Regions from separate parts of the Homo sapiens genome. Here all the other regions are linked to region 1. A link is a loop called in an ENCODE intact Hi-C map of the cell type or tissue named here. Cell type or tissue: mammary epithelial cell. All regions are shown on one strand. Links, peaks and the distances in the headings refer to the core of each region. The heading gives the core; the rest is flanking DNA.

The links. Hi-C counts contacts between places; a loop is a spot of excess contacts. Peaks named below come from ENCODE experiments on the same cell type or tissue, not always from the same donor. Only the 100,000 strongest peaks of a DNase experiment are listed, where the experiment ranks them.
Region 2: a loop joins it to region 1, with 2.9 times the contacts of the local background. A loop is called at or near these places in 4 of 110 quality-filtered maps.
Region 3: a loop joins it to region 1, with 12 times the contacts of the local background. A loop is called at or near these places in 25 of 110 quality-filtered maps.

What each region holds. Positions count from the first base shown.
Region 1 is chr7:121,602,241-121,608,565 of GRCh38, reverse strand. No RefSeq gene overlaps it. Among named protein-coding and RNA genes, the nearest start is that of FAM3C, 210 kb to the right of the region's middle. In mammary epithelial cell, for the core only: a CTCF peak has its summit at 3,123; a DNase peak (open chromatin) is centred at 3,715; H3K27ac peaks cover 341 bases.
Region 2 is chr7:121,741,427-121,747,751 of GRCh38, reverse strand. No RefSeq gene overlaps it. Among named protein-coding and RNA genes, the nearest start is that of PTPRZ1, 130 kb to the left of the region's middle. In mammary epithelial cell, for the core only: no CTCF peak of the experiment used is centred there; DNase peaks (open chromatin) are centred at 2,691 and 3,281; H3K27ac peaks cover 3,098 bases.
Region 3 is chr7:121,991,492-121,997,816 of GRCh38, reverse strand. It overlaps PTPRZ1 (protein tyrosine phosphatase receptor type Z1), which reads right to left. Exons shown (of 30, transcript NM_002851.3): 9 at 1,251-1,435. Among named protein-coding and RNA genes, the nearest start is that of PTPRZ1, 120 kb to the right of the region's middle. In mammary epithelial cell, for the core only: CTCF peaks have their summits at 2,659 (motif pointing right) and 3,065 (motif pointing right); a DNase peak (open chromatin) is centred at 3,096.

The DNA of each region.
Region 1 (6,325 bases), core at 700-5,699:
ATTTTCACATTGCTATAAAGATATTACCTGAGACTGGGTAATTTATAAAGGAAAGAGGTTTAATTGACTTGCAGTTCTGTATGGCTTGGGAGGCCTCAGGAAACTTACAACCATGGCAGAAGGTAAAGGGGAAGCAGGCATCTTCTTCACAAGGCAGCAGGAGAGAGACAGCGAAAGAGGAAGTGCCACTTTTAAAACTATCAGATATCTTGAGAACTCACTCACTATCACCAGAACAGCATGGGGGAAACCACCCCCATGATCCAATCACCTCCCACCAGGTCCCTTCCTCAACATATGGGGATTACAATTCGGATTACAATTCAAGATGAGATTTGGGTGGGAACACAGAGACAAACCAAATTAGACAGTTTCACTCTGTTGTTTAGGCTGGAGTGTAATGGTATGATCATAGCTCGGTGCAACCTTGAATTCCTGGGCTCAAGTAATCTGTCTCAGCCTCCTGAGTAGCTAAGACTACAGATATGCCACCATGCCTGGCTAATTTTTATATTTTTGGTGGAGATGGGATCTTGCTGTGTTGCCCAGGCTGGTCTTAAACTCCCAGCTTCAAGCCTTGGCCTCCCAAAGCACTGGGATTACAGGTGTGAGCCACCATACTTGGCCCTATTTCTGAATCTTAAGAGAGAAATTCAAATCATTCAGCATTTCTGCATGTTGTATAAAGTTTGTTAGAAAAGCTATAATTTGTGCCTAAATAATTCCAAAGGCTCCTGATACTGGCCTCTAGTCATGATCTCCAAAACATATGAATTTTAGTAATGTGTAAATAATATATTGTCTGGAATTTTTGAAAATTGTGCTGCTGATTTTAGGAGCTTACAATTATTTTTCCCTTATGTATATCCCATTTAAAATTTACTCAGCATCTATTCTTCATGCAATTAATATAATTTAATATTACAACACTGAGTATGGGCTGTCTGTTCCATTTCACTAAATAATATGGCATTATTTTTAAAAGAAAGATTTGGCGAGGCGCAGTGGCTCACGCCTGTAATCCCAGCACTTTGGGAGGCTGAGTCAGGTGGATCACGAGGTCAGGAGTTCAAGACCAGCCTGGCCAACATAGTGAAACCCCATCTCTACTAAAAATAAAAAATTTAGCCAGACATGGTGGCGGAAGCCTGCTACTTGGGAGGCTGAGACAGGAGAATCGCTTGAACCTGGGAGGCAGAGATTGCAGTGAGCCGAGATTGCTGCATTGCACTCCAGCCTAGGCGACAGCCTTGGTCTTACCAAAAAAAAAAAAAAAAAGTAGAAAGATTTAACAAAATACGTAAGAATATTTGTAAAAACCTCAATATTCCAGAAAATTGTGCCATAAATTCATCTGCAATTCAGTTCTTTTGTGGAATAATATTGCCTAGCCTCAGTAACTGCTAAGAAAACAGTCTCTTCATGTAAAAATATGATTGAAGTTTGTTTTGAAACATTTAAATAAAGCTTTTATTGAGCTCATGGCCACTTAAATGTATTCCCAGGAAATACAATTAAAGTAGTGACCGTCCACCAGAATGACAAAATTAGAAAACCAAAACTATGCAGAAACATTTAACCCCTAAATTGCCTTAAAACAAGAGAGGAAAAGCCCTGATTTGGAAAATCCCTTCTTCTGGGGCTTTTTACTTTGTGCAGTTTAATCTTTTGTTATTGGACTCAGGAGACAAAATGACATTACCATTGTGGCTGGATTCAAAATGAACCACTCAATAAATACCTGACACAGAGAATGACTAAGATTTTCTTTGCTGGGAGCCTATCCCTTAAGTTTTCTTTTTTTTTCTTTCTTTCTTTCTTTTTTTTTTTTGTTTGTTTTGTTTTTCCAGAGACGAGGTCTCCCTGTGTTACCCAGACTGGTCTCGATGTTCTTTATATAAAAGACGGATGGATGGATGGATGGATGGATGGATGGATGGATGGATGGATGGATGGACTGACTGACTGCAGCATGCCACGGCTTTGTCAGAGAAAATAAACATGTATCCCAAAATATGTGCTATAGTCAACCCTTTATGTACCTTACAATTTGTGACCCACACAGTTGCTACATCCACTACAGCAATAATGACATATTATATTTATATCCCAGTAATCATCTTCCCATCTATATTCACTTTTGATTTAAAAAAGTAGCTTGAACCTAAGTCACACAGTGATTTTCATGTCCTGGCTTCTGTTCATGGTAAACAGAACAATAGAAAGTATGGAACTAAAAACAAATGAAGAAAAAAACAAAAATAAAACAAAAAACTCTGTATTGTACAATCTTTCATAAGTCGGAACATTCTACTGATCTTCTCTTAAGTTTGCCTAAACTAGCATGATTACTAATATTTTGAAACAGGTGGTCTGGTGTAACACGCAGAATTGCCTAAAAATGATGACAGGATTATCTGGGGTTTCCTAGGTAATGAATTGAGACTTTGGGCTGTCAGCGGTAGAGAAAGGACCCAATCTCAGCTTTCTATGACATCAATTACTTCCTCCCCAAGGCAAGAAGAACTATACCTCCTGGTGAGTCCTAACACTTCCAGTACTGTCCCAGAAAATGCCTACCAATAGCCAGCACCTAAACCCTGCCTTTTTGATATTCAAGTGGACTATAGATTCCCCCACCCTGGCAAGGTTGCTTTTATACTTGCCCTTTAAGAAGAGCAAGGTACAGAGGGGCAGCATCTCCTCCCTGGAACACATGCTCATGGCTGGTCCAGCCCAGTACCTTGACCTCACTAGCCTTTCTCTGGGGACAGTAAAAGATGGGTTGTTGCCTGTCCTTTCTTTTTCTTGATCCATGTTTGTCGATTTAAAAAGCCTGTTCCTTCACAGACACGGTATGACATTGTAGAATTCATCTCAAGCCTTGTTGCCCTACAAATGACAACCAAAAAAAGATCACCTTGCTCTGCGTGTTATATGGTAAAGTGACAGAGCCCTTGACAGGAGTCAGTGTTGATTCTTCTTATCCACTATCTTCTCTGAAGTGCATGCACAAAATCAGGTTAGCCTAGCTGATTTTTATGCCTGAATTTGAGCAGAGAGAACTCAAGAACTATGTAATAGCTAAGCTATGTAAATACAGTCTGAACACATCTGCCATCTCTTGGCAAAATTGAGTACCTGCTCTGATGAATTCAATTCAGCAAATGTATATTCCTGCTTTGCCATGCAGCATAACGTCCTGGACGCTTCAGGGGAGCAGAAAATGAGCCACATTTTCTACCTTCTAGACTATCTTTTACCTGAAGTCTTTTGTATGAGTACAGATCTTATATTCTTACAGCAGCTCACTAGGTTAATGGCTTGAGCATTTTTTCATATCTGGAAGACTACACCCTGGCCCTTTCCAGACAGTTAATGGTTCTGTATCTAGATTAAAGCATAAACCTGCCAGATCAGTAATTGCTTAATACTCCTCAGAGAGGAGCTGAATGGGCCCTGCTTGGCTACCAATGGCAAGTTGGGATCTTGGAAACTGAAAAAGGGACAAAGAATTATGTTCAGAGATACTAAACACTGGAAGAACCCGAAACTTAATGTGAGCTAAGTCTGCAGAGAGCAACAAGCCCAAATTCCTTCAAGTCAGTCATAAAATTAAATGTGAAACATGGAACCAGAAATGGATGACAAAGCAAAAGGTCAGCAGGACTGACACCCAGTGGGGGTGGTAGACGGGAGGTACCAGGGAGTAAGAGCTAGAACAGAGAGAGGGATCCAGGACAACAACTGCAAACAGAGCAGCTTTTACTTCCCAGAGGACTTGGGGGTACATGAGTCAGACTGATTTAAAAGTTCAAGGCCAGGGCAGACAGCAGTAAATGAAAAAAGTTATTATTCTTGCATTTATATAGTACCTAAATTATTAAATTTCCTTGAGGCTCATTCCAATACTGTTGAAAACACAAACAGGCACCTTTTGTTTCATCACCTTGAAGAGTCCAGAAGCTGCAGCACAAAGCTTTTTCAAAAAAATCTTTCAAGCAACATAAATGAAAGCTCTAAAGCAAACATCATTGCTGAATGGCAAGATAAAATAGTTGTTTCTGAAGTGGAATGCAGAAGCTAAAGTATAGCATTTCAAATTTCAAAATGATAAAGCAATTTTCTGATAAAAGTTTTACAAAACATTTTGTTTTCAGCACAGTGACCTTCTGTGCCCCTGGCCAAAGTACAATCATTTACACATTTTTTTTTTTAATCCACTCCATGAACTGTTTTGAACTAATGTCAGCTTATTAGTTCCTACTTCGGGAAAAATTTTCCAGCCTCTGTTTTTCACATATTTTATCTGACATTTACTCTCTCTCTCTCTGGGTGTCAATCTTCTATTAGCTTTAAAACTAGAGTTTATAAGCTTAAAAATCCTACAATAGCTGAAGCTAGCGCACATAGAAAAAAAAATCTCCAACTATGAAAGAAAAGAGCTGCAGCAAGACTCGTTTTAACAAGTCACAATTTGCATGTGTATTCAGCAAGTGTGTGTTGGACTCTTACTAACTGCCAGACACTCACAGTTCAGGAGCCTGGGAATATCAGGGGACAAAACATGTGGCAGAGATAATTGATAATATGGACAATTAACAATAAATATATAATCATGGTAAGTGGTAAACAATAATATATATAATAATGTAAAGTAATATAATATATAAGAATATAAAGTAATAATGTAAGGCATAAAATAATGGTAAACACAATGAAGAAAAAATAAAGAAGGCTAAGGGGGATGGAAAATGATGATGAAAATGCCATTTTAAATGCAGAATATCTGAAAGGCAAATATAGAGCCAGTATGTGTAAATGTTAAGGGTTGAAGACCTGAAGTCAAACACGTCTGGATTTTAAATTCTAACTTTATAATTCATTAGCATTGTGTCTTTAAGCAGCTTGTCTCCCTAAATAAACTTCAGTGTCCTAATCTCTAAAGTGGGGATAAGGCAGCCTACTTCAAAGGGCTTGTGTGAGCACTTAGCCCAATGCTGGGCATGCACCAATGCTCCAGAAATGTTTATTCATATTATCTGAGTGTGATTTGTAGGAAAGAAAGAAAGAAAGAAAGAAAGAAAGAAAGAAAGAAAGAAAGAAAGAAAGAAAGAAAGAAAGAAAGAAAGAAGGAAGGAAGGAAGGAAGGAAGGAAGGAAGGAAGGAAGGAAAAGAAAAGAAAGAAAGAGAAAGAAAGAAAGAAAGAAAGAAAGAAGGAAGGAAGGAAAGAAAGAGAGAGAGAAGGAAGGAAGGAAGGAAGGAAGGAAGGAAGGAAGGAAGGAAGCGACACAGAGAGAGAACGTGTATGTGTTGTGCATCTCTACTAAAATAAAAAAGCCTTTTCTCCTATCATGGCACCATGATTATGTCTTTGGCTCTAACAAATAAACTTATTAGGAGCAAACTGCCTAGATCTTATCTGACATCCCTCTGCATTTTCCCAGTGGTCAGAGGACCCACGTTGGTTTTCGTTAACTTATTTTCCTTGGGGTGCTCTGAAGTCATTTTTACTGGCTGTCTCTACTCCAGCAAAATGAAGAGTCTGTTGAACTGCCAGAGGCTTTAGTTGCCATTTTATTTTCCTATATCATCTCCAGTAAGTCAACATTTTTCCTACCAATTTTCTCATCTATCTTCCAACCCAAAGTAATGCTACATCATAGAGCCATGGGTAACATGATATCAAAAGAAATAAACTGTTTTACATATAAAAAGACTGCTCCACATATTTAAAAAAAATAAAATCCCCAGACTGGATTCTTTGCAGTATTGCCCACAGGTGACAGACGTGACCTTTCTGAAATGATGGCAATTTTTTTTCTTTCTTTCTTTCTGCTTTTACAGACAAGGACATCTGATAATGATGGCAGATTACAGCCAACACCAACCCTGCCATGACTTTGCCTGACTTCACCAGCACTTCAGCACCACATTACCCAGGTCTATTACTCAACCTGATTGCATACTCCTACTCAAATCCCTACTCACACAGGCTGGTTACCTGAGGAATCATCCAGAAAACTACTGTATCACATAAATGAGAGTGACAAAGGGACTAGGGTTGAGGCATAATTGGTTGCAGAACTAGAACTAAAAATCGAGTTTTGTGATTCCTGGTTCATCTAGCTCCATTCATTTTACACTCTGCTTCTCCGCTCTGAGTGAATACAGCAAACTTATCCCACAAAACTAACAAGCAAGAATATATTAACAGAGAAGGGGTTGATTTTTGCATAGAGTGCAGATTTTTCTACAAGCCAGTTGCAAATGCCATCAACACAGGCCATTATGTAGCTACAATGTTATTTAAAGTTATTCTACT
Region 2 (6,325 bases), core at 478-5,477, 140 kb before region 1:
ACCTCTATGGAAAACAGTATGGGGATTTCTTAAAGAATTAAAAGTAGATCTACCATTTGGTATATCAATCCCACTATTAAGTATCTTCTCAAAGGAACAGGAGTCATTATATGAAAAAGATGCATGCACATGTGTGCTTATTGCAGCACAATTCACAATTGCAAAGATATGGAATCAACCTAAGTGCCCATTGATCAACGAGTGGATAAAGAAAATGTGGTATATATATACCATGGAATACTACTCAGCCATAAAAAGGAACAAAACAATGTCCTTTGCAGCGACTTGGATGAAGCTGAAGGCCGTTATTCTAAATGAAATAACTCAGGAATGGAAAACCAAGTACTTTATGCTCTCATTTATAAGTGAAAGCTAAGCTATGAGTAGGCTGTGCTGACAAATGGCAGGCTTCTTGACACATAGCTGAAGGCCCTGAAACATCAGGTATTTGTGGATCTTGGTCCACATATTCGTAGATATCAGCAGCAGAAGGTTGGCTTTAAAGAAATAATTAGGGACAATAGAGCCTTGGCAGACATGGGTAGCCTTGACTGGAACTATCAGCAGGAAAATAACGTACTATAGAGACACCAAGAGAACCGGTTGGTGAATATGTGAAACCTGGACATACAAAATCAATTTAAGGAGAAAGTTGGTATGTCCTTGGAAGTGGTGGCGACAGAGCCAGAGATGTTCTCTTCTGTAGCTGTTTTTGTGACATCATTTTTAACACTAGTCTGGGGCAACTTAGGGGGAACTCTCTACTTGTTGCATATTTGGTACATATATTGAGAAGTCATGTTTTAACTTTCTTTTTAAAGGTAAATTTGATATGTTTCTATTTTAAAAACCTAAAGTCAATTACTTTTTAAACAATATGGATTCTAGTTCATTAATCCCCAGTCAGTGGTTTTAAATGGAAAAACAGCTTCTCTGCTTCTCTTTAGAATCAAGTAATATGATTTTTCTTTATTATAGTTATGTGATTATTTTTTATGTCAGAGATAATACTCAACTGAAACAAACCTCCCCACCATGAGTAAAAAGGCATATGGAGTGTTAAAATGGACTTTGAAGACTCAGAGGTAAGGGGAGCTGGAGAGAGATCATATAAACAAAGATTATTTGTAGTTTGCAAATGGCCACCCCTAGAAAAATTTAAATTGTGGTGAATTAACTCATCTTTACTTTGTTACTCTATATTTTGATATTTAAATCTTGATTTATGTGTTAAAAAAATCATGACAGACTTGCTTAGCTTTTCAAAAACAAATAGTAGTTGCAAACAATTTTCTTTTTATTACGACTTAAAATTATGCTTTATAATTTTTTTTGTAATCTGTGTCACCTAAAAAGTAAATTCAAAAGTAAATTATTATGTACTTTTCAATCCTAAGGTACTATTTTGAATGGAAAGGGAAAAATACTACCCCATTTAATGAATACACTGATTGTAAAACACATCTCAGTTTTAGAACATTAAATGCATAAAAATGAGCATTTTGAAGTCAGCCATACCATGTAGTTTTTCTTCCTGTCAGAAATCAAGCCTGATTGTGTGGCCCTCCTTGCTATACAAGCATTTCCACATTTTTTCATTTAAATGTCTAGAATGGACACAGAGAATTTCAGCTGGTTTCTAAATATGACTAAATGAAAGGCTTGATTTCTTTACCATGAAGAAATGGCAGTACTTCGAATAACTCTCATCAAAGCTATGTTGGTTTCTTGTCTGCACATGTACAGGTTACACTGCCTCTTGGTTGAGCATTTCAGTATTGGTATTTTACTGCCACTCCATCATTTGGCTCTGATATATTTTCTGTTATCTGTCATTTCATACAGAGGTATGTCACAGCCCAGACATAACTCCAAAATGGAATAAAAGTATTATCTTTGGCTCAATGTTATTAAGTATCATGTTGGTCTAAAGTCTAGCTTATTCTCATCCATGCCATTCATTTTGTGTAGTGATCAGACTAATGTTTTACCATTATCTTAGTCTAGTGTTTTTTCAAAGTGTAGGTTAAGGGTAACTTGCACCAGAATCCCCTAGGTCCTGGCAGAAATAGTGATTACTGGACCCCAACGTCAACTTCCTGTTTTCAAATATCAAAGGCTAGACTTTAAAATACATATTTAACAAGCTCTCCAGGAGATTCCTATGTACACTGAGGTTTGAGAAGTCTGTATAGTGCACCATGGACTCAAGAGCAGGACTGTCTGGGTGTGAATTTTCTTTAAGAGCAGGTGACCTCAGGCAAATTGACTGAATTATTTGTGTTTCAGTTTCTTCCTCTGGAAAATAGGATGATATTATTGCCTTCCTTATAGGGATGTTTTTAGGATTAAATGAGTGAATATTTGTACAGTACTTAGAACAGTGTTTGGCATATAATAAATGCCATAAATATATGTATTTCTGAATCTATAAAGACCTTGTAAAAATAAAAGATCTTCATTTAACAAATATTCAGTGAACATACACTGTGCTGGACATGGGTTTGAGCCTGCAAATGCTTGCATTCCAGTGGAGGGGTAGCATTGCAAGGACATATGCACTCAGACCTTTAATAAAGATCGCCTGATTAATTCTCACAGTACTAGGAGGTAGGTAACATTATCCTTCTCTTTTTACAAAGGAGTGAAGAAAACCACAAAGAGATTAAGGAACTTGGCCAAGTTTGGACAGCTACTCAGTGACAGAGCTGGTAGTGAACATGGACAGCCAGGCTTCACCATGTGCCCATTTAACTTTGCTATCCTGAAGGGTGTATTCTATTAAAAGAAATGCTCGGGTGACCAAGGTTGTGTTGAAAACCTATCTGGAGGTCAGAAAAGAACTGGAGTACAAAAGATTCAAACTTAGTAAGTGGGTACAGTCTTCTGCTGAACTTCTCAGAAGATACCAGGGTGGGGAAGAAGGTTATTATACTTTGAGGGTTTGGCATAATGCTATTGTATTTACAATAAGTTAAGAGGCTCAAAAATTGTACTTTAAATAGACACAAGTTTAATTCGGTGTTAAATCTCATTTAAACTCTAGTAACTGAAAGATCAAACATTCTAATGGTGCCAAATAGCTAGGTTAAAGTCCTGTAGTCTATAATCAGTGTCCCCTGGTAGTCGAGCTGATCAGCAGGCTTTTGGGGTTGGGCTTTATTTCGTTTTCTTTTCTATTGAAAGAAGAAAGTCATTTAAGGTGTGGTATCTATGAATAGTACCTTGTATTTATATGAAACCTCTCTCTAAGGTGTTGAAAGACTTGATTCATGCCCATTCCCTTTCAGTTTTCGATGTGTGGTTAGAGGTGATGATTAACAATCAAGACTAGAAATAAATCAAGCATAAATTCCATGATTCTACTTGTTCAAAGGGGTTTTTCAATTATAGGCAAGAAGAGATCATGTGAGGTAATTCAATCCTTTGCTTCCAGAGAGAACTGTCTTTTTAGTGGCTGCATTTTAAATAATTTGTTAAGGAAAGAGAATGTTCAAAGTTTTGGACTATTGTGGTTGAACAGACAGGTCCCTGAAACCAAATTGAGGGAAGGAGACAAGAGGATTAGAATTTATATTTGCTGGTTGATATAGGCACTGAAGTATACATTTAGTACTCTTCAACTTTCTTTAGTATGAATTGCATTATCTTGAAGAATTCATAAAACAAACAAGTTAGTTTTACAAGAGGTTACAGAAACTTCCAGGTCTTTGTTAAAGGATATTTACCCATAAAACCCATGTAATTTTAAATTTAATGTAAATAAAATGTCTTTGAAAAGATCTTGAAACATGCATACTTTTTAACTGATAAAATGGAGACTTAAAGATATGTTTATTGTGTGGAGATCATATATCTATGTGTATATGTACAATATGTTCTAACTAATTCATCTTATAAAACATCCAAAAGACATTTTAAAAAGAAGAAATAAAATGGAAAAAGCAATATTTTAAAATAATTTTTAAATGCTTAAAAACTATAATGCTATCACTAAAAGTAGCATTTGCTATTATTTTGATGTGAATGGGCATGTCTCATTTTAGGAAGTATTCTGTGCATGGAGGTAGAGCTGGCTTTAGACAGAAGCAGTTTGACTCCAGTTCCTACAATCTTCACTGCCTTTCTCTGCTTTCTCCTCAAGGGTGTCACCATGTGGACAAAGCTTCACCAGATTTCCACATTTTTAAAGAAGTTTCAGAAACTTAGATTTTTATGTGAAATCTTTTGAATTTTAAATTTGCCCTATTTCAAACAATGGATGAGCAAAATGATACACATTTGGAGCTGGGTAAGGCCCACTGATCAATAGCACATGACCTCTGGTTTAGCTCTTTGTGTAATTTATTCAAGATGAACACTTTTTAAAAAGTAAACATCATCTTTACTGCTTAACAAGCTCTCCCTCTGTAATCTCTACTGTTTTATTTTTCAAGCGAATTAAAATCCATTCAACTCTTCAAGTCTCAGTGCCCACAATCGAGTCTAACTTCCTTTAACAAAATGTCAGATCTGCCATTTCCTGCTCCGTGCTCCACCCTCCCTTTGCATGTGATCGTCTTTTTATGATCTGCGAGGTCCTCTTCTCCTTCTTGTCCTCCTCATTAGTGCCTGTCCATTATTAGCACCCACTGGAATGTTGCCACTGTGTGGAGCCTTCTGAGTGAAGGATGTGGTGGTTATACAATTAACCAGAATGGAGATGCGGGAGGAAAAACCCAAATAAAAATCTCTCATTATAACTGATACCTAGTGACCTGGTTTGACCCACTCAATATCTTAAAAGTAAATTCAAATGAGACAATGTCCTTCGCTGGGACATGGATGGAGCTGGAAGCCATTATCCTCAGCAATCTACCAGGAACAGAAAACAAAACCAAACACCATACGTTCTCACTTATAAGTGAGCTGAACAATGAGAACACATGGACACAGGGAGGGGAACAACGCACACTGGGGCCTGTCAGGGAGTGGAGTCAGGGGAGGGAGAGCATTGGGAAAAATAGTCAATGTATGCTGGCTCAATACCTAGGTGATGTGTTGATAGGTACCAAAAACCACCATGACACACGTTTACCTGTGTAACAAACTTGCACATCCTGCCCATGTACCCTGGAACTTCAAATAAAAATAAAAATTAATTAACAAAAGTAAATTCAACAAATAGAATTGAGCTCTCCTTATGTGCCACTCCAGTGGGTACTAGAATGATGAAAATCAAAAACATGATCTCTACCTTCAAGTTGTTCACAGTCTAGAACAAACATGCCATCAAATATTGGAATACAGCAGTAAAAGTACTTTAATGGAGTTTGTTAGAATGTTCAGTTGGAAAATAGAAAAAGGAAAGGCCTGAGGAGCACATTTTAGAGGAAAGTCATGAGATGAAATGGGAGGAAAAATAGAAGCTTTTCATGGGCAGAATGAGGGGAAGGCATTTCAGGCAGAAGGAAGAGCAATTTCATGCAGAGGATGAACATGTTTACATAAGAAAACCTGGCATAGCAATGACATGTTGTTTCCTAGGATTAGAAATTCTTAACAATGTTTAGGTGACTACTATTACTGAATATTACTGTTAGCCTGTGCTGTAATTTATATGGAACTTGGCCATGAAATCATTTTCCCAAGGCTTCCTGTAATGAACTATGAGCCTCTTAGCTGAAGCCCATAATGACTCAACTGATAAATAATGCTTTTCAAGGCTCTGGACTGCATCCAAATTAAGGAAACATCTCTACCTATGCAAAGTCCTGTGTTAGAATAAGAACATACATTTTCTTGTGGGTTCTCTCTTGAGCAATTCCTTGGCTCAAACTATGAAAATTTCCACCCCACTCTCCCCATAACCTGCTGCATCAAGTCTCAGCAATTCCTTCAGAAAATTTAAATTAATTCAATGAAATTTTACTACAGATAATTTGTGGAACTGGAATAATTGTTCAATGTTGCTCTTTTTGCAGCATTTAAACTTTGAATTATTAAATTAATAATGGTCCTTAGTACCTCATTATAATATTATATGGCTTGCAGTTAGGTATGTGAAATACCCCAAACCATTAACAGCCCCTATAAATGAGTATTGTTGCAGCATAGAAAAATAGCATCCTCTCTCCTGTTATACTCAAATAATTGAGTGAGAAAACTGCTATAAATTACAAACGTTTTGTCATAAAAATTATATTTAATTAAAATATAGATTAAAAACTAGGACCAGCTTTTAGTAACCGGTATTACAAGCATCAAACATCTTGAATTTTCCCGATTCTCAAAAGATATGATTTAACCAGCAAGATGAACCTCCTTGGGGCAGACTGAATCAGCT
Region 3 (6,325 bases), core at 478-5,477, 390 kb before region 1:
ATCTTTCCTAGAAAACTTTTTCTCCCTGGTCCGTGGAAAATACTTCTATTTTATTAACCTAAGGAAAAGTTTATGCAATGTTGCTTAGTTAAACTTGTGGTATTTGTGAATTATGAAGAACTGGAAAGCTAGGCTTTTTTTTTTTTTTTGCTTTTTAAAAATCAGATTTAGTTTCAGGAAGTTTCATTTTTAGCCAGAACTCATCAAATTCATAAATTAGTACTACAAACTAAAAATTAATATTTTAGACAAATAAATGGGGGGCATTTGCAAACAAGGAGCAATGTGAAAAAGTGAACAACTAAGTTATCTCTTTTTCTTGACAATATATATGCAAGAACAGTAATAGAATTATCTTCTTCACGTAATTATGAAATAAACATTTTTATTACTATTTATTTCACGATTTTCCCAGGTCATTGTGTCTCCATATTCCAGGCAACTGAATTAAAAGGTTACTAAAATTTTATCCATTTTGTCCACATGATATGAAACATAATTAATAGTGCATTTTTATTTAAATGCAGGTTCCCAGGACTTGCAGGACTCTAGGTGCCTGAGTGCAGAGTCCAGTGTCCTTTAACCTGCAGTGGGGACTTTCTGGACCTACATCCAGATGAAGGTTTGTCAACTACACCCTAATCTATGGCCAACACTTCCCTACCAGAGCAAAGTTTAATACTGACATGCTCAGGCCACAAAGGGAATCTGTACTTTATTCGCATGCGCTGGTGGAGGGAGGCAGGGGTGGATCTTTTTGTAAGAAATGTTTTCTTACATCCCCAAAGTTCTGACCCAATCATGACTTCCCAGCTGTTATCTGAAAATTTTTTGGTGCAACAAAGAGGACTTGTATGTCCCCTACTCTACTTTTCCTGTGCTGATATAGCGTAATGGAAGACACAATATAAAATGTATCAGGGCACTGAGATTCTGGCACTATTCTACAACTGAAATCTTAAGAAAGGCCACACTAAATGATCTCCAGTTCATAAGTCATATGTATCTACTCTATAGTGTTATTGTTGGCAAAGTTATGATATCCATTTAATTAAATGTAACTTTAAACATAATTTAGTATAGCTTCTAATTTAAAATTTTTTTTTAAATTTAAAAATACTCAGCCTACCCCACCTTCACATAAAGTCTAAAAGTAATGGAGGAAAATAATATACAACCATTTGTAAGTTCTTACCTTGGAAATTAAATTATAATGTTACCCTATGTAAAACAACTGATCATATAGTTACCAAGTCTTGATAGCCATCTGTCAAAAATTCATGCTTGGTTTGGTCCTCTCCATCCAACTGCTGGTACAAAACTGCAAACTTCTCAATCATGGTATCATAAACGACTCGAGGTCTTTCCCATGTAACAAGAAGGCTGGTATAATTCTCTGGGTCAGCCTGAACATTTTCTGGTTCTGAACTACAAACTTCAGAGAGAAAAAAGTACAGTTGTTGATAGAACTTAGCCTTGAGGACTTGAATAAATAAAACATATTCTATAAAAATTTTATTGTGTTTTATTTCAATGTAAAGTAAAAAGTTACACTTTCCCACTGTGGAGCTTTTGCTTATTCCATTTCCTATATCTAAAATACTCTTTCCACCCCTCTTAACTCTATCTGTTCAAATCCCAGCTTTCCATTCTGGAAAGGTCTTGGTCAAATGCTACCTCCTTCATTACTCACATTAATCTCTACTGAAGTGATCTCTGTCATTGTCAATTGCCTATTTTATCATTATTACTGCATTATTTGCATACTTTCGTATTGTATTTTTCCTGAATGAATCTTGACTCCTCTAGTGGATTATAAACATAAGAACCATAGCTCTGTAGTTCTATATTGCCTAGAACATTGTTTTGAATATACCTGGCATACAGATTCATTTTTAGAAATAAATGAACAAAGAATATCTGCAAGCTCATGATGACTTAATTTCTCTTGTTTGGTACCTGAAAATATATTCAGTTCAGGATGAGGATAATTTCAATTATGAAAGACATACTATTATCGGAACATTTTGTTATTAGACAATCCTTGAACTAATTTAAAATTCCCAACCAGAGAAAACCAAAGAAAACCTAAAATTGCCATTTCAGTATTTTTCAGACGTGCTGACAAAAATCCCATTTTGTTATCATAAGTAAATTAAGAAAATAATTTTAGGGAATTAAGAGACTTGTTTGTCTCATCTGAAAAAGTAGTATTATGAAAAATCATTCAGAGACTTCTTAAAATGAATTCAGGCCCATGCTGGGAATCATGCCCCAAATTTAGTCCCATCAGAGAGTGCCCTGGTACTTTCCAAAATGCACTTATAATGTGATAGTTTGGACTAATTTGGAAAAGAAAAACTATAACATTTTATGATATTTTACTAACGAAGCAGAGTAATAAATATCTCTTCATGGGCCAGATTTGCAAAGCAGAGGGAGAGAAAGATCTCTCAGGCTGAATATTAATTAATATACTTACTTGTTTTCAGGTGACACCTGAAGTTACAAAGCCACTCAATGAGAGCATGCAGTAGACTTAGGTAAATCAGTCATCACTGATACAACAATTACAAGGACTCAAAAATATGTTAACAACTGCCGCCGATTGTGACCAAAATGACTTGTCTCTGCTAGTTTGCAGTTCACCTCATGAACACCGGAGGGCACCCACAACTAACAATTGGTCTTACAAATGGAAACAAATTTTACATATAATACTTAGTAGTCACAATTTTAGCATATGTACAATATGATAGCAATGGCATAGCATATGTACAGTATGCTAGCAGTGGTACAGAAATTATTTAGGAAATATGAATATATATATATACCTTTTACAAATAAATACATGTATAGCTTTATATCAGTTAGAAATTATTTTTCACTTCAAACCTTTGATGTTATTTTTTGTTTAGGGAGGGCTTAGGTTGGGGTGTTCCTTTAGAAATAAAAGAAAAATTATTTCATTGTCAAAAAACATGAATTCAGAATAAGAAAATATATTTTAATTTAGGTGTATACTACATGATGTTACTCTACTGAGTGAGACTTCTACTGATGTCCACCAGATGGCAGAAGACCTTCAAATTGTCTCAAGTGAGCTATTCACGTTTCTATCATTGGAGCAACAAGCTCGTTCTTGCTTCTAATGAATCCCAAGTTCACTTTTAGAAAAGTTGGAAGTGACTCTGGACAATATCATTTGTAGACTTCGTCCTCCAAAAATCAATTCCACTTTTTACAGAATGGGAATGATTTAAAGTGAACTATACACTTCAAGATGAAACTGTTTGGAAATGCATTAATTTTGGCTAACACGGTGAAACCCTGTCTCTACTAAAAATACAAAAAATTAGCCAGGCGTGGTGGCGGGCGCCTGTAATCCCAGCTACTCGGGAGGCTGAGGCAGGAGAATGGCGTGAACCCGGGATGCGGAGCTTGCAGTGAGCCCAGATTGCGCCACTGCACTCCAGCCGGGGCAACAGAGCAAGACTCCGTCTCAAAAAAAAAAAAAAAAAAAAAAAGAAATGCATTAATTTTATGCATACATACAAAGCATAACAATCTCTTAAGAAAAAAATAAAGGATTCATTGCAAAACATCCAAAGGACTACTGCCTAAGCAGCAGAAACGACTTTGGTTGGATGTCTATGTTTGTCTCGCCTTAGTAGTAGCAATCAGTAGACGTGTCAAAATTTATGAATCAACATTAATATAAAGTAGAGCTCCAAAAAGAAAGTTATATTTTCTTGCCCATAAGTTTTCACTTCTTTGTTCTCCTCCTTGTAAATCTGTAAGAGTTTGTTAGTTATTTGTTTAATAGCTTGAGTTTATATTTTAATTAGAAATTTACTTTTTAAATACCTGTGTTTATTGTTAATCAACAATATAGTTGTATGCTATCAAGCTTCAGGTAAATCTTTTATTTTAGATGTGGAGACACAGGCTCTTATGGTGAAAAAAACATACATACTTTAGAATGTTATTAACAGAAAAGCCTATATTTCTATATGTAGTTTATGATCTTGCCAAAGGGTTTCCTTTCTATAAGATAGAGCTGAATCTTTTAAATAACAATTTAGTTAATTCCATACACACTATTTGGTGTTCAAACCATGGAATGACCATAGAAGAAGTGATTAATAGACACTAAATTTCCCAGGTTTTGCATATATTTCCTATTGAAATCAGCCCAATTATCTTTGTTTTTTGTTTTGTGTTTTTTTTTTTTTTTTTTTTTTGAGACAGTCTCGCTCTGTCATCCAGGTTGGAGTGCAGTGCCACAATCTCGCCTTACTGCAAACTCCGCCTCCTGGGTTCACACCATTCTCCTGCCTCAGCCTCCCGAGCAGCTGGGATTACAGGTGTCCACCACCATGCCCGGCTGTTTTTTTTTTGTATTTTTAGTAGAGATGAGGTTTCACTGTGTTAGCCGGGATGGTCACCGTGTTAGCCAGGATGGTCTCGATCTCCTGACCTCGTGATCCTCTCACCTCAGCCTCCCCAAGTGCTGGGATTACAGGCATGAGTCACCGCACCCGGCCAGCCCAATTATCTTATTAGAAGCATACCTACTCTGTAAAGTACATTTTCTGGATTGAAAATCAATAACATTTTTCCAGATCAATATGTACTCAGACATCAAATACAAGCTACTATAAAGTAAAATAGTAACAAAAATATAATTTTCCTGATCATGAGGAGTTCGAAACTGTTGAAGCTTCATTCTCTCCCTCAGGCCTATATCTCACATACTGATTCCTTTCCATGTCTACATGTGATCTGGGTCATAGTTACTGATTCTTCAGGGCACACTGGCTAAGAAGGAGAACCTAGTTACTGGTTAGTGCAGGCTTCTGGCTGTGAGTCTGGGGCCCACGTCAAGTCACGTAGAGTACAAGTAAATGGCACTGCACCATACATGAGCAGTGAGCAAAGAATCCTCACTATAAAGAATGAGAATGTAGTCTCCTTTATCAGGGAGCTATACATGTTCTTGCTTTAAAAACTTATTTTTGGCATTCCACTCTCATCTGCTTGGTTCTAGGCACTCTAGACATACAGAAGAAGAAGATAGTGTCTCAGCCTTTAGGATGCTCATTCCTGTGATAGCTTTCAAACACTTAGATTTAGTAAGCTCTCAGATGTAACGAGTGGTTTTAGATTCTAAATTCTGCACTCCATTGATAGAGGAATGTATAAAAAACTTATGAAAAATTCTGCCATTTAGGCCAAATTCTTTTCAAATTTATACACATTTCCTACTAAAAATGGTATAAGCTTCTTAAACTTTTAGCTGACACAAAGTCCTGTGCTTTATCATTCATCCTCTCATTACTTAAATGAAGAGTGAACACCTAGTACGTAGGAATGGATGTGATCTGTGGAACCGGTGCTAAAATATTAATAAGCAAAGCACTGAATGATGAAGAAAAAAAGAAAAGAGACAGAGAAATGCAAATGCATTCCTTGGCTGTGACAAATCTTTGTTAATCAAGAAAGTTGATGCAGATGACCAAGGGGAGATAGGAGATTCTTTCCACTTCTGTTCCTCTCTAGCCTGCCTTGGAAGAAGCACAATCTGCCCTGAGGGAAAAGGCGCAGTCTTAGCTTCAGGTATTCTGAGTAAAATATGGATTGATACGAAATGGCAGGGAGGTGATTCTTAGGGAGTGGCAGAGAAAATGTCATAATTACCTGAGACTACACTAGGTCTCACTCAGTTATTTCCCACTAATTTGAAGTTCTGTACAGTATAACACAGCTCATGCCAAAAGTGCTTCGTAAATACATGCTAATAAGTCCACCACTTCCTTATTTGAAGTTTATGAGCCTCATTTTTAAAAGTAGTAAGACAATGACTGCTGAGAGAAAAGCTGAATGACTTACAGACCCAGAAGGTAACCAATGAGGTTGTGACTTCTCCTCAGGCAGTAGCAGATCCTAAAACAACTAATGTAAACATTGACACAAATGCTGAATGTAATTGGAAAAGATCTATCCCTGTTTTGTACTTCTGAATGATTACATATTCACTTTAGATTAATAGCCAAAAGAAGTCTTTCTAATTCTACCTCTTTCACTCAGTCTTTAGGGACCCAGAGTGACTTCATCAACAGTTCAATTTGTAGTATATAATCTTCCAAGAAGTAAATAATATTCATTTCACTTTTTAAAACATAGGTGCAGTACAGTGTTTACATACATGTGACCTTAACAAATGCTAGTAACAACCCACTGACCTTCAAGAAGGTAAGTCTACTAATGTATAATTCATTATGACGTTTTTTCAGGAAATTGTACAAAATTTCTCATAGGTCAA